2 separate regions of the Homo sapiens genome follow, and region 2 is linked to region 1. A link is an interaction called in ENCODE POLR2A ChIA-PET data of the cell type or tissue named here. Cell type or tissue: OCI-LY7. All regions are shown on one strand. Links, peaks and the distances in the headings refer to the core of each region. The heading gives the core; the rest is flanking DNA.

Evidence for each region. ChIA-PET counts read pairs that join two places held together with the same protein. Peaks named below come from ENCODE experiments on the same cell type or tissue, not always from the same donor. Only the 100,000 strongest peaks of a DNase experiment are listed, where the experiment ranks them.
Region 2: POLR2A ChIA-PET joins it to region 1 with 8 read pairs; 1 of 35 experiments calls an interaction of 5 or more read pairs at or near these places.

The regions. Positions count from the first base shown.
Region 1 is chr17:59,634,312-59,639,690 of GRCh38, forward strand. The region is part of intron 1 of CLTC (clathrin heavy chain); the gene reads left to right. Among named protein-coding and RNA genes, the nearest start is that of CLTC, 17 kb to the left of the region's middle. In OCI-LY7, for the core only: no CTCF peak of the experiment used is centred there; no DNase peak of the experiment used is centred there; H3K27ac peaks cover 2,133 bases.
Region 2 is chr17:59,160,235-59,165,613 of GRCh38, forward strand. All of the region lies in intron 1 of PRR11 (proline rich 11), which reads left to right. Among named protein-coding and RNA genes, the nearest start is that of PRR11, 7.2 kb to the left of the region's middle. In OCI-LY7, for the core only: no CTCF peak of the experiment used is centred there; no DNase peak of the experiment used is centred there; H3K4me3 peaks cover 334 bases; H3K27ac peaks cover 620 bases.

The DNA of each region.
Region 1 (5,379 bases), core at 283-5,282:
GCATTTATACGGGGGGCATAATCTTGGTAAGTCATATCCATCTCCAAGATTTGGGGCATAAAAACTCCTGTATTTCCCTGCAGCTTGGTTAACATTGGCCTAATTGATCTGATATCATCTAATTATTGGCTTATTTTTTAAGAATGCATTAAATATAAAGTTTTTGAAAATTTCCAATCAGCAGTTGATTACAAGTAGGAAAAATTCTTTGAGTCTCCTGGTAGTTTACCAAAGCTAATAATAGTCTGACAACCTCTCTCCAACTGTGGTTGCTTCCTGAATATATTGCTTAAATTTGGAGTTTGTGACCAGAATCAAAAATTCTAAGAGCCAGTGATTCTCTCAAAGGCTAACATGGAGTAGAAAAAAACTATATGTTTAAATGTGGGGACAGCAAGGGTTAAAGGCATTTTTATTTGTTGCTTGAAATCTGTGGAGCCTACAGAAAACAGTGGTTGGTATCCTGTTGATGGAAGAACTAAAGGAATGCTGCATTCTCAGCATTTCTTATTTCCTGTAGAATACAGCAACTGCAGTTTTTATTTGACATTCTGCTAGTTTCCAGGAAGGGCTCAATGAAGTGACTGCTGTCAGCATCTTTTTTCACCGCGACTGATACTAGAGAAGGTAGAGGATGTTTAGGAGCTTTTAAAGGAAATTATGTTTAGTGAAATACTTGGGTTAGGAAGTTAACCAAATCTTTAAGTACTGACTTAAAAATGCTTGTATTGAGAGATGAATGGTATCAGAATGACATACAAGTATCAGCAGGTCTCTCAGATTGTTGACCTATTAACTCTACAGTGGTAACACTTCTAAAGTCCTTGGTAAGATACAAGATTCATTTGCAGAAAATAGCTCCATCTGAAAAACAGTAGCTCATACATACTTCCTTTACATTTTCCCTATTCAGATGAAACAAGGAGGATCTGGAAAATGTGAAGCCAAGCAATAATTGTGAAACATAAGTCCTTAGTAATGCTGTCATAAACCAGTTTTCATGTAGTTTGATTTTCAGCTGATAAAGCTGGTAAATGAGTTATACTACAAATCTATGATTCATTAGGAAGCAAACTCCTTAGGTATACTTACAGAGAAGCCAATTTCCAATGAGTTTATTCTTAACTAATCAGATGTGAGAACTGCTGGTTGAAATTAGTAGGCTCAAAGCAAACCTATTACTCCTTTAATTATGTGGCGTCTGTAGGCACAAACAGATAGATTATGAATGATTGCTGAGAGTGTGCCTTGGTGCTAATGGAGAGTTGTCTTTAGATAGTTTAAGAATTGGGCCTTGAAAAAATTATGGTTTTATTTGGTTGTATGTCTTAAGCTAGCATTTTCTGCCCTTCTTAAGGTATATAGTATTGAATTAAATATATTAATAGGACCATGGCCTCTTTGGTCCTCTTAACAATATTTTCATAGTTTGATCACTAATATATTCTGTTAAGATGCTCATACAACACCATTAAGTTTCCTGATTCCTTGATGTATCAGGGTTTCCCCATTCTGTCTTTAGGAGCATGTGAACAAAGCGAATTGGCCCAGGTAAGGTTTGAGTATATAACAGTAGCATGATGCTAAAACCAGTCTGTTTAAGAACAATCTATATCGGCCAGGCGTGGTGGCTCATGCCTGTAATCCCAGCACTTTGGGAGGCCGAGGCAGGCAGACACCTGAGGTCGGGAGTTCGAGACCAGCCTGAGCTACTCCGGAGGCTGAGGCAGGAGAATGGCTTGAACCCGGGAGGTGGAGGTTGCTGTGAGCCGAGATCGTGCCATTGCACTCCAGCCTGGGCAACAAGAGCGAAACTACGTCTCAAAAAAAAAAAAAACAGTCTATATCATAATACCATAGTCCCAGAACTAGAAGTTCATCAAATAATGGAGTGCTCTGTGCTCCCACACTAAGTGCTTGATGTGTGTTAAATCACCTTAACCTTTCATGGAGCACCTAGGCATGCTGCTTTGCTCCCTCTCAAGTAAGGATGGATACTTTTTTTCCCTTTCCATTTTCCATATTTACAATCAAATGGAGTATATTTTTAAAACCAAGACAGGAAAAACAAAGTTTAAACCATTAAAAACTGATGAGCATTCAACGTAGATTTCTGAGTCTCATTGCTGATGTGTTTTTTATTTTTATTTTTTATTTTTTTGGAGACAGAGTCTTGCTCTGTCGCCCAGGCTGGAGTGCGGTGGCGCGATCTCAGCTCACTGCAACCTCTGCTTCCCTTGTTGCCCAGGCTGGTCTTGAACCGAACTCCTGGCCTCAAGCTATCCTCCCATCTCAACCTCCAAAGCACTGGGATTACAGGTGTGAACCACCATACCCAGTCTTGTATTTGCTTGTATTTGTTTCTTTTGCTTAAACATTTTAAATAAAGTCAGGCTATCATATTTTACCTGTAAACACTTCAGCTTGCATCTTTAGAAAATAAGGACATTTTCTTTCTTTTTCTTTTTGAGATGGAGTTTCACTCTTGTTGCCCAGGCTGGAGTGCAATGGCACGATCTTGGCTCACTGCAGCCTCTGCCTCCCGGGTTCAAGCGATTCTCCTGCCTCAGTCTCCCGAGTAGCTGGGATTACAGGTGCCCACCACCATGCCCGGCTAATTCTTTTTTTTTTTTTTTTTTTTTGTATTTTTAGTAGAGATGGGGTTTTGCCATGTTGGCCAGGCTGGTCTTGAACTCTTGACCTCAGGTAATCCACCCACCTTAGCCTCCCAAAGTGCTGGAATTACAGGAATGAGCCACCGTACCTGGCCAGGACATTTTCTTATAATCATAATATTATTTATAGCTCCCTGATATTTAAGAACAATATCAGAAAACCAGTCCATATTCATATTTTCCTCATTGTCCCTAAATGTTGTTTGGTTTAAATCAGAATCCAAGAAAGCTCATACTGCTTTCAGTTATGTCTCTGAAGTTTCTTTTCTTTTTTTTGAGACGGAGTCTTGCTCTGTCGCCCAGGCTGGAGTGCAGTGGCACAATCTCGGCTCACTGCAAGCTCCGCCTCCTGGGTTCACGCCATTCTCCTGCCTCAGCCTCCCGAGTAGCTGGGACTACAGGTGCCCGTCACCACACCTGGCTAATTTTTTGTATTTTTAGTAGAGACGGGGTTTCACTGTGTTAGCCAGGATAGTCTCAATCTCCTGACCTCATGATCCGCCCGCCTCGGCCTCCCAAAGTGCTGGGATTACAGGCATGAGCCACCGTGCCCAGCCTGAAGTTTCTTAAAAAAAAAAAAAAAATTTTTTTTTTAGCCGGGTACAGTGACTCATGCCTGTAATCCCAGCACTTTGGGAGGCTGAGGTGGGAGGATCCCTTAAGCCCAGGAGTTGGAGACCAGACTGGGAAACAAAGTGCTGCCTATCTCTACAAAAAAAAAAAAAAAAAATTAGCTGGGCATGGTGGCGTATGGGTGGTACCATCTATTTGGAAGGCTAATCTATTATCAGTAGTTAAAAGAAATTCACACCCAGAGTTTCAGCCAACCTATGGACAGCTGAATTAAGCAGCCCAGGAGGTTGAAGCTGCAGTGACCCATGATTGTGCCACTGAATTCCACCCTGGGCCACAGAGCAAGACCCTGTATGAGAAAAAAAAGAATTGGAAGTCCTAAAGTGTAATTTCCTTTTCTCCTCACTTCCCCAACAAAAACAAACTTTAAAAAAAAAAAGGCATTTCATAGTGTCTGAGGCAGTTAAGCACCCAGAGACCACTAATCTAGTATCAGTAGTTGAAAGAAATTCACACCCAGAGTTTCAGCCAACCTATGGACAGCTGAATTAAGCAGATAATAAAATGCAAATGCAAAAAAGCTAACCTTGAGCTGGCTTAAAGTACTGATATGTTGTATGTATTAATAGTTAATATCAGTGAGCTCTGGGTTGCTTGATCCCAGGAGTTTAAGGATACAGTGAGCTGTGATCACATCACTGCACTCCAGCTTGGGTGACAGAGCAAGACCCTATCTCTTGCACTCCAGCTTGGGTGACAGAGCAAGACCCTGTCTCTTAAAAAAAAACAGAAGGCAATATCTGTTGAGCTGTTAGATGTCAGGCATTGTTCTTTGCATTCACATTAAATCTTCACACCTCTGAGATAGATACTGTCATCTCAAATGTTTCATATGAGAAAACATAAACACAGCCTGTGTTCTCTAGATCAGTGGTCCACAACCTTTTTGGCGGCACCAGGGACCAGTTTTGTGGAAGAAAATTTTTCCACCGGTTGGGGGTGGGAGTGGGGGTGGGATGGTCTCAGATGAAATTGTTTCACCTCAGATCACAAGGCATTCGTTAGATTCTCATAAGGAGTGAGCAACCTAGATCCCTCGCTTGCACAGTTCACAATAGGGTTCGCGTGCCTATGAGAATCTAATGCCGTGGCTGAAATGACAGGAGGTAGAGCTCAGGCGGTGATGACTGCTCATTGGCTGCTCACCTTCTTCTGTGTGGCCCAGTTGCTAACGGAATACTGGTCTGCGGCCTGTGGTTCGGGATCCCTGCTCTAGATTATGGGGAAGCCGAAGTACTATTTTCTCATTATAAAAACAGAATCCTACCTTTTACTCCCCACCTCCCCCTGTTAATAGAAGTTGGAATGGAGAAGGAAGGAGATGCATTTTAAAATCATTTGTAACATGTAACTCCAGGGTACTTCAGAGTTTTAAAGAATAAATAGGGAATAAATTTGTTTAATTGCCTTTTTAGATCCAGGTTTAGGTGTCAAGTCCTAAAGTAGTGCCACTTGCAGACCAAAATCGAATCTGGAAACCAAATGAGTTACAAAGTTTGGGTGCTTTTCTGTAAAAACAAGGAAGCAGTTTATTTGTATACTTTTGTGTCTTGTGCCATTCTGTTGGAAAAGGGCGGAGGAAATACATACTTTCATATGCTACAGGATAACTCTGAAATGCAAAAGTATCTCTAATTGCTTAGGGGAGAAGGGTATTACTGGAAAGACGGGGTGGGTGACTTTTCATAGTATAACCTTTTGTAAGATTTTAGTGCTTTACTGTATGCACGTGATAACTATTCAAAAAAACAAGCCCCTTTTTTTGGACCCAGTTTATTGACTCCATATTCTTATAACAGCAAAATAAAAATTCTTTTAAGTTAAAAAAAACTTTATCATAGGAATTTCCAAGCATATGTTAAAATAGGATATCTCCAGCTTCAACACTAATGGCATTTTGCAGATTGAGAGGATAATAAAATGTAGCTGTAGTTTGGATACATGTATCCAGATATATTACATGTATTTCAGATATGTCCTCTGAAAATACCTGCAAGTTTATAGAGAATGTTGTATATGTCCTTTGACTTTATCCATGCTTAGTTCCATAGTGTATAATTCAGTTTATGGC
Region 2 (5,379 bases), core at 86-5,085, 470 kb before region 1:
TGACACAGAAAGGCTAAGAATCTCTTGAAGGTCATAAATAAGTTATGACAGTATAGTAGAGCCATGATTTGAACCTATGCAGTATAACTCCCTGGTCCTCATCCTTAACCCCTACAGTATACTTCCTCTTGTTGTTTGTTTGTTTGGTTGGTTGGTTTCGGTTTTGGTTTGGGGGTTTTTTCTTAGACTGAACCTCATTCCAATTTTTATATTTTTAGTAGAAATGGGGTTTCACTGTGTTTGCCAGTCTGGTCTCGAACTTGACCTCAAGTGATCCATCCACCCACCTTGGCCTCCCAAAGTGCTGGAATTACAGGCGTGAGCCACCATGCACGGCCTATAATATGACCTTTATTATTGTTTGATTTGTTATCAAGAGCTCCAGATGTACCAGTTTGCTGGTTCCTTAGCCTAGAAATCTTTTCTTAATGAAAAGAAGATGTAAGTAAAAATGAGAGTAATTTCTAGAGATCATAGAGTTATTTAGGATATTTATGTTGTTTTTTTCTTTTTTTTGGAAACAGTTTCTCGCTCTGTGTTCCAGGCTGGAGTACAGTGGCGCAGTCATGGGTCACTGCAGCCTCAAGCTCCTGTGCTCACGTGAGCCTCCCGCCTCACCCTTCAGAGTGGCTAGGACTATAGGTGAGCCACCACGCCAGGATTTTTTTTTTTTCTTTTTTTCATACAGTTGGGACTCTCACTGTGTTGCCCAGAGTGGTCTCAAACTCCTGGGCTAAAGGCATCCTCCCACCTCCACCTCAGCCTCCCAAAGTGCTGGGGATTACAGCACTTTGAACCACCGCCCTTTGCCTATATGTTTATGTTTCTAATGATTTTTCAGATTATTTGAGAAAGCAGTGTAAGAAAAAAACTAGTTTAAAAAATACATAGGCCAGGCATGGTGGCTCATGCCTATAATCCTAGTACTTTGGGAGGCCGAGGGAGGCGGATAACCTGAGGTCAGCAGTTCAAGACCAGCCAGGCCAACATGGCGAAACCCCATCTCTACTAAAAATACAAAAATTAGCTGGGCGTGGTAGTGTGTGCCTGTAGTCCCAGCTACTCGGGAGACTGAGGCAGGAGAATCGCTTGAACTCGGGAGGCAGAGGTTGCAGTGAACCGAGATCATGCCACTGCACTCCAGCCTGGCCAGGCAACAGAGCGAGACTCCGTCTCAAAAAAAAAAAAACAAAAACATAAAACAAAAAAAAAAACACACACACAAAACATAAGGGCCGAGTACAGTGGCTCACACCTGTAATTTCACCACTCTGGGAGGCCAAGGCCAGTAAATTGCTTGAGCTCAGGAGTTTGAGACCACCTAGGCAACATGGTGAAACCCTGTCTCAACTAAAAATAAAAAAACCAGCTGGGCATGGTGGTACGCCCTTGTAGTTCCAACTACTCAGGAGGCTGAGGCAGGAGGATTGCTTGAGTCCAGGAGGTCAAAGCTGCAGAGAGCTGAGATCACACCACTGCAATCCAGCGTGGGCAACAGAGCAAGAACCTGTCTCAAAACAAAAGGAAAAATGCTTTAAGGAATCACAAAAGAATGAGCTTCTATTCAGTGTTAACAATTAAAATCCCACCTAATCCAGCAAAAAGAATTTGTAGGTCTCATTATGCTTTTGGAAAGGGGATAAGTATACGTATTTTAAGCTAAAGGAAGACTGCTATATACTCTTTCAATTTGGGCAATTATCCTCTGGAAAGTACCTAATGCTTTTAATTAAGTAATGATACTAAAACAAACCTTAATTTTTTGTGTTCTTGTTTTGACTGAGGTAGAAATTTGCTATTCTCCACTTTCGCAAGAGCTGTGATTATTTTTGGATGGAACAACTAACTATCTAGGAATTATCTCAGACTGCATCTTTCTACCCTGACAGATTTTGCATGGTTCCTTAATCCTCTGCATGTGCCAATTACTGTATTTAATTAGAAGGAGATTAGATAGAAGCACTAATAACCCAAGTCAGACACACACACACACACACACACACACACACACACACAGAGAGAGAGAGAGAGAGAGAAAGAAATATGACTTAGTTCCTAGACATCTTTATCATTGAAAAATAATTCCCAAAATGACAGACATTGGCTTGTGTAGGACTCTAGAAATTTGTATGCATAGACACTGGAACAGCCAACAGGAAAGGACTAGAAAGAAATGGCCCTGTTTCAGAATGGTGGTACTCAAATTTTCCAGCTAATGGTACATACCAAAGTTTGAAAGTCAAATACAATACAAGCCTTATTAGAATTAGAAAGAAATAACAAAAAAAAATAGCAGTCCAGTTTAAACCACCCCTCTGTAATCCTGACTCCCAATTGTCAGAGGCAACACTATTAAGTCTTGTAATTATTTCTTCTGGTATTTACCTCCATATTTCTAAGTAACATTCATACTATTATTTCATGATTTTTTTTTCAAGTGTAGGCACTATATAAATTTAGACAAATACTGACTTCCATTCACTTTCTCTCCCTTTTTTTTTTTTTTTTTTTGAGACAGAGTTTCACTCTTGTTGCCCAGGCTGGAGTGCAATGGCACGATCTCGGCTCACCGCAACCTCCACCTCCTGGGTTCAAACGATTCTTCTGCCTCAGCCTCCAAGTAGCTGGGATTACTGGCATGCACCACCACGCCCGGCTAATTTTTGTATTTTTTTAGTAGAGATGGCATTTCTCCATGTTGGTCAGGCTGGTCTTGAACTCCCGACCTCAGGTGATCTGCCTGCCTCAGCCTCTCAAAGTGCTGGGTTACAGGCATGAGCCACCACACCTGGCCCACTTTCTCTCCTTCTTCCTAGTATACCTACATCATCATTTTTGGTTAAATAAATTGTCAATGCTTATACTTTTTTTTTTTAGATGGACTCTCGTTCTATTGCCCAGGCTGGAGTGCAGTGGCACAATCTCGGCTCACTGCAACCTCTGCCTCCCGGGTTCAAGAGATTCTCCTGCCTCAGCCTCCCAGATAGCTGGGACTACAGCCACATGCCTGGCTAAATTTTGTATTTTTGGTAGAGACAGGCTTTTGCCCTGTTGGCCAGGCTGGTCTCAAACTCGGGACCTCAGGTGATCCTCCTGCCTCCCGGCCTCCCAAAGTGCTGGGATTATAGGCATGAGCCACCATGCCCAGCCAATGCTTATACTTTAAATATTGTTTAACAGCTTAACATTTAGTGCTACTAAGATTACATTTCCTTTCTTATACAACTTTTTTCCTAGCTATTTTTTATATGCTTATTTTTTTAAGCACTTACCAGCAATTTGGCCACAAGTTTACAGAACAGTAAAACTCTGCTCAGAATGGTCAAACACACTAGGCAGTTTATCTATTTCCGTTTTTCCTTAGAGACATTGTTGCTGAAGCCCTCTGTCCTGTCCTTCTGCGGCAGTCTTCACTGGCTGTGAGCCTCAGGTCAGCAAACTACTGCTTTTATAGAGCTTGTGAGCTAAGAATGATTTATAACTTCTAACAGTTAAAAAAAAATCAAAAGAGGAACAATATTTTGTGACACATGAAAAGTATATCAAATTTGGCCGGGCGCAGTGGCTCATGCCTGTAATCCCAGCACTTTGGGAGGCCAAGGCTGATGGATCTCGACGTCAGGAGTTCAAGACCAGCCTGGCCAAGATGGGGAAACCCCGTCTCTACTAAAAATACAAAACTTAGCCTGGCGCCGTGGCAGGCGCCTGTAATCCCAACTACTCAGGAGGCTGAGGCAGGAGAATCACTTGAACTTGGGGGGTGGGCGGAGGTTGCAGTGAGCTGAGATCATGCCACTGCACTCCAGCCTGGGCGACAGAGTGAGACTCCATCTTAAAAAAAAGAAAAACATAAAAGTATATGAAATTCAAATTTCAGTCATAAATAAAATTTTATTAGACACAGCTCCTTTGCTTGAGTATTGTCTATGACTGCCTTGGTGCTACCCTGGCAGGGTTGAGCAGTTGCAGCAGAGACCATATGGCCTGCAAAACCTGAAATATTTACTTTCTGGTTCTTTACAAAAAAGGTTTGTTGACCCCTGTCCTAAGCTTGCTCAAAGCTGTTTCCCCTAGATTTTTTTATCACCATTATCCTGAAAATTCTTATCTTTTATCTTAATTCTTTCCTCACACCTGACTGAAAGTTTGGCCTAATATAGAATTCTATGATGGGGCCGGGCGTAGTGGCTCATTTCTGTAATCCCAGCACTTTGGGAGGCTGAGGTAGGAGGACTGCTTGAGCACAGGAGTTTAAGACCAGCCTGGGCAACAGAAAAAGAATGGGGGAGGACTGTGAAGGATCAGATGGAAGACAAAGAAAAGGAAGATGCTAGGAAATTTCGGATTCTAGGGCTCCCAATCAGTGGACTCAGCCTTAGATAGAAGTTTCCAGTGGCATTTGTCTATAGAAGGTCCTGGCCGTACAGGACTTCAAGACCAGCCTGGCCAACATGGTGAAACCCCATCTCTACTAAAAATAAATAAATTTTAAAAATTAGCCGGGCATGGTGGCGCGCGCCTGTAATCCCAGCTACTCCGGAAGCGGAGGCAGGAGAATCGCTTCAACCTGGGAGGAGGAGGCTGCAGTGAGCCAAGATCATGCCACTGCATTCCAGCCTGCACGACAGAGCAAGACCGTGTCTCAAAAAAAAAAAAAGGTCCTGACCATAGATTTGATGAAATGTAACCTTTTTTCTTCAGGCAGCCACAAGATCGCTCCTTCCTAGGAGGCTCTCCTAAATATCTTCATCAGAGTATTTTTATCTTGCGTTTTTGTTTTGTTTTTTTGTTTTGTTTTGTTTTTGAGACAGAGTCTCGCTCCGTCGCCCACGCTAGAGTGCAGTGGCTCAGTCTCGGCTCACTGCAAGCTCCGCCTCCCAGGTTCACACCATTCTCCTGCCTCAGCCTCCCGAGTAGCTGGGACTACAGGCGCCCACCACTGCGCCCGGCTAATTTTTTGTATTTTTAGTAGAGACGGGGTTTCACCATGTTAGCCAGGATGGTCTCGATCTCCTGACCTCATGATCTGCCCGCCTTGGCCTCCCAAAGTGCTGGGATTACAGGCGTGAGCCACCGCGCGTCCGGTCTGGTTTTGTTTGTTTATGTGTTTGTTTGTTTTGGAAACAAGGTCCCCCTCTGTTGCCCAGGCTGGAGTGCAGTGGCACAATAATAGTTCATTGCAGCCTCAAACTCCTAGGCTCATGTGATCCTCCCAGCTCAGCCTCCTGAATAGCTCGGACTACAGGCTTGTGTTGTTTTAAATTAAAAAAAATCAGGGCTGGGTGCAGTGGCTGACGCCTGTAATCCCAGCACTTTGGGAGGCCAAGGCAGGCAGATCACTTGAGGTCGGGAGTTCCAGACCAGCCTGACCAGCATGGA